Linked DNA regions of Mus musculus: region 2 is linked to region 1. A link is a loop called in an ENCODE intact Hi-C map of the cell type or tissue named here. Cell type or tissue: heart. All regions are shown on one strand.

Region 1 (2,500 bases):
ATCAAAAACACCCTCTGGTATTCATGATGGTGACAGGCACCCTATCATGTAAGTTTTCACTCCATCTGGCCAGCTGGAAGGTCACTAGATGCTCTTTCTCAGGCTCAGTAGACACACAGGCATAGCCAACCTTTTGCTTCCACACCAGGACACTTTTGGTTACAAAGTTCACACTCAAGAACTATGGAGTTGGGGGCTGGAGAGATGGCTCAGTGGTTAAGAGCACTGATTGCTCTTCCGAAGGTCCTGAGTTCCAATCCCAGCAACCACATGGTGGCTCACAACCATCTGTAATGAGATCTGATGCCTTCTTCTGGTGTGTCTGAAGACAGCTTCCGTGTACTTACATATAATAAAAAAATTTAAAAAAAGAAGAACTATGCAATTGAGAAACTAGAAAAAGTTACACACACAAAAATTTCAATATTTTAAGTAACTTTTAAATGTTGCCTTGGACTGGGGATTGGACTTGTGTATTTTATTGCAAAACCCACCTCCTTTCCAGGACACCCCACATGTTTTTGAGTAAATAAAGTCCCTGGGGAGAGGCACTCATTGCAGAGGCTTCAAGGCCTAAACAGATTCCATTTCTGACCCACAGTGAGTATTTCCAGAGTTGGGAGCTGACCAGAGCAGACTTGACCAATAGTCTGTGGAGTGTTACTCCCCAGTGTTGGGAGCTGATGGTCTTCTGGGAATGTGTGGAAGAGTGTCTCCATTTGCTATGGGTTCCTCTCGAAACTCATCTTGGAACATCTTTTTGTTGTTGTTGTTTCTTTTGTTTTTGTTTTTTTCCCAGACAGGGTTTCTCTGTGTAGCCCTGGCTGTCCTGGAACTCACTCTGTAGACCAGGCTGGCCTCAAACTCAGAAATCCACCTGCCTCTGCCTTCCAAATGCTGGGAATAAAGGTGTGTGCTACCACTGCTCGGTTATGGAATGTCTTGCTTTCCAAGGAAACATAGCAGGGGGACCCAGTATCCCGCACTCCCTAGCCCCGTGTGATGCCCAAACCAGGGCAGACTCCTCAGTAAATAAACAGAAGCGCTCAGGCATGCAAGCCAGTGGCATCAAAGCTGCAGTGCACCGAGAACACTGGAATGAACATCAGAGAGTGCAGACAACCCTGGAAAAAGCTTTCCCTCTTGTGATTCCCAAGAAGGCAAGGCGACTCTGGCAGATCTGCTCTCATACCAGCAGGGGGCGACAAGGACTCCACAGACACCAAGGGAGTCCTTGAGTGTGGCTTCTCAGGGGACAGTGATCTCAGCTAGCCAAGGGGCTTGCAGGGAGAAGGACCTTCAGGATTACTTAAGGAGGGACTTTCCTGCAGGTAGATTACTTGTGTAAACAGTTTTTCTTAAAAAGAAAATACCACAGACTCCTGGGCCGCCCCTTCTCGTCAATGATTCTGACTTGGGGAATCTGTAGTTTTCAACATTCCTTGGGTGACTCTAATTTTGAAAGGTTTAGAGGGAGTGACATCTTGCTTCCTCAGAAACGATCAGAAACGAGGACAGAGGCTGTGACCTTTAGTGACCATTTTTTGGAAGACTCAAAGTCATCACGGTCTGGCTTTCATAGCTTACTTCCCAGTAGTCCCTAGGGACAGGGATAGTGTGATGCCTGGGGCCGTGACTGGACCTTCTTTCTGCCCCTAGTAAGGCAGGGTTCGAACGCCCCTGACTAACATCCCACAGACCTAGTCGAGCTGCTTATCCATCTCAACTGGGAGCCTGGGTTATCTCACTCTATGCTACATGCTTTGATGACCTCATAATTCACACAGCGTGGTTTTGGGTGGAAATGAGACCAGCTTCTCTCTTGCTCATTGTGCCTGGAGCCTGGGACCGTTATACAAAGCCAAATCCAAGTGTCTTTGGGTGAAGGAAACTGACTCAGCCCAGGAGAGATGCTCTGTAAGAGGTGGTATCAAACGAACTCTACTACATTTTATCCAGGGAAGATACAGGTCTCTGAAGCTGGGCTCCATGCTGCATTGCTGTGAGGCCTCTTTCTGAACTCGGTGTACCAAACTGCACCCAAAACAGAGAAGCCAGGCCCCACTTAGCTCACATTTTCTTTTTACTACTGGTGCCTGCGGGCTCTGTGGCGCCGCCTCGTGGCTGGAGGGTATAATAGCACGATCGGACCTTCGGCTTAAACTGCTTATTCGGATATCATGAGCACACATCTTGTCTACGTTTCCCTATTTGTTTCTGTGTCCCAGGCCGAAAAGCTGTGAGCAACCAGATTTACAGGCTCAGGATTGTATCCGGGAGGAGGAGCCTGAGTAACTTTCTCCCACCCTCGGTCACCGTGATGGACGGCTTTGATCTCTCTGCCTCTGATCCTGATCTCTGAGCCCCCAGCCTGTTCTGTGTCCTACAGGCTCAAATTGATAACCCAAGTGAGTGGCGGGTTCCAGGATGAAGGTCCCTTCCGCTATTCTAATTTTTGCATTTACAACCCAGACACTGGAGGGCAAGGCAGGAGGTTTTC
Region 2 (2,500 bases), 52 kb after region 1:
CAGAAGACTCAATGACAGATGTGCCCATTGTCTTTTCACGTTTCTCTTGTTATTGGCCGTAAGCTTAGGCAAAGACATAAACCCCGGGCAAACAGAGTCTTGAATATTTTAGAGAGCCTCCATGAGGCACTGGAAACTGAGTGTAGCCAAGCTATATCTGATTTCATGGACTTTTAACACGAAACCCAAACCATCTTATCTAAACAGACACCCAGAAACCGCAGCTCTGATTAATGTTATCATTTAAAACACACACTGTACTCCTCATAGGGGCAAACAGAGCCTGAGAGAGATCTGTATAGAAATGCAGCATGCCATAAATGAACCCAATTAGACTGTAAATAATGCACAGAACTGCTGGTGAGGAGGGCAATTATGGTGGCTCTAAATTGCTCAGTTAACTGTTTTGGAGGAAAAAAAAAAGCCCCCTCCCCAATTACCTAGAATTACCACTTCTTCAGAGCCAGGAAGATGGCTTGGTGGGTAAAATGTTTGCCTTAAAATATGGAGGATGGCGTACTGATACCCTGAACTCTTGAAAATGCCACATGGGTGTGGGTGCTTGATGGTAATCTCAGCACTCATGAAACAGGCGCCCAGGAATTTCCTAGAGTAAATTGGCTAGGGAGATTAGCTGTGTTGGTGAGCTCTGGATCTGATGAGAGACCCTGCCTCGAAGAGTCAGCTGAAAATGATGGAATGAGGTTCCCAACACCACCCTCAGACCTCTCTGTGCAAATGCCCAGTGTGCACACACAGGTGCACATACACACAAACACATTTATGCACACCATACACACATATACATATGTATGTATACATTTGTGTCTACCATACACACATATACACATATGTATACATTTATGCACACCACACACATATACATAAACATTGATGTACACCATACACACATATACATATATATGTGCACATTTATGCATACCATACACACATATAATACATAAACATTTATCTACACCATAAACACATGTGCATATAATATGTACACATTTATACACATCACACATACATATACATACATATTTATACATACCACACACACATATATACATGCACATTTATGCACACCACACACACACCATAAAGCTTTCACAGTTGGCTGCTTAGGGATGCATACAAAGAGTCAGATTATCTGCTGTGGGTTAAGGGGACTTCATGAAGCCCTGGAGCATCCCAGCTGGAGAGACGGGAGAATGCTGGTTTTCATTGTCCACACAGACAGTGAGAGACATATGAGACCAGGAGGAGGTGGCCAGAGAGTCTGCCACCTAGCCACGCTGTCAGCCACGAATGAGGAGGGAGTGGCGGGATGTGGGCTTTGCAGTTCGCCAGACCAGGAAGGAAAACTCAGCTCAGCTCCGTCGCAGCTGCCTGACCTTGGCCCTTCCTGTAGCTGCTTCCTCAACTGTGAAATGAGCTTACTTTGCAGGGTCACCACGACAACAAGGCTGCTGGATAGGATATGAAGGACTCTGGGCAGCAGCTCAGGCATCCAGGGCTGCTCAGCTTATGTTGGAGCTGCTGCCAACACCTTTAGCATCACAGGATTTTAGCATCACCTGACCCTGGGGCAGATGAGCCAAGGAAACAGTGACATCTGCAGTTACTTACATGAGCTTGGCTTGGAGGAGAGGGATGGAGCGTCCCATGTGCCTTCCTAAAGGCACAACTCATCCCATTTGCTGTCCTTTTTCAGATGCCCAGTATCAAAGTGTGACCTATCATTCTCAGAGATGAGTGATATCCCTTTAAGAGGCTCTTTGTTGCCAAGAAAAGAACGGCTGGTGACAGTCATGGTTACTATGTATGGTTTTGTTCCTGACATTTGAAAAGATCCAGAGAAGAACTTTAAAAGTTCATCCAAAAGTGGATGGTGCTTGGGAGGTGGGAGGAAGACCCCACCAGCTGTTGTGCTGGGACGGGTGGCTTGCCTTCCTGAGGGCAAAGGAGCCAGAAGGTAAACTGTGGGCAATAATTCCAGTCAACAATTGCACAAATACGGAAGAACAGGCAAGTACTTTGCTCTCCAAGGTGGGGTGCATCCTGTTTAAAGTGAGATGGAGATGCCTTGGTGTAGGAGAAGCAATGGGAGCCCCCGGAGTCCTGGAGAGCTGCAGGCGAGACTGCCCCTTGAGACACAGGACTGGGAGTGGAGGCAGTTCCTCACCAGTGGCGTGGAGACCCCCTGCCTCTTAGGGCTCCCCAGGCAGATGGGTTATCTGATGTTGGCTGAGATGCCATGTTGTCTGAGATCTAGGAAGACCTTTGATACACTGGAGCTATCTTTTCTAGTTGGCAAAATAGGGGGTGGGTATAGGGTTAAATAGTAAGCCACAGAGAGCAGTGGCCTTCTGTGTACAGTTAAACCAAGTTAGAAAGTTTTCAAATTCCAGTTGGCCAGCTGCCTGTCCCTGATTCCTCCTAGTCCTGCTGGATTGTTCTAGAAACCAGACCCTTCTGTGCAGGGAGTACTGGAGGA

Evidence for each region. A loop is a pair of places that touch in the nucleus more often than their neighbours do. Peaks named below come from ENCODE experiments on the same cell type or tissue, not always from the same donor. Only the 100,000 strongest peaks of a DNase experiment are listed, where the experiment ranks them.
Region 2: a loop joins it to region 1, with 2.5 times the contacts of the local background. A loop is called at or near these places in 5 of 42 quality-filtered maps.

What each region holds. Positions count from the first base shown.
Region 1 is chr10:69,306,019-69,308,518 of GRCm38, reverse strand. No RefSeq gene overlaps it. Among named protein-coding and RNA genes, the nearest start is that of Gm40685, 4.8 kb to the left of the region's middle. In heart, CTCF peaks have their summits at 173, 375, 1,200 (motif pointing right) and 2,127 (motif pointing left); a DNase peak (open chromatin) is centred at 1,138.
Region 2 is chr10:69,253,520-69,256,019 of GRCm38, reverse strand. The region is part of intron 4 of Rhobtb1 (Rho-related BTB domain containing 1); the gene reads right to left. Among named protein-coding and RNA genes, the nearest start is that of Rhobtb1, 42 kb to the right of the region's middle. In heart, no CTCF peak of the experiment used is centred here; DNase peaks (open chromatin) are centred at 1,419 and 2,139; H3K27ac peaks cover 1,432 bases.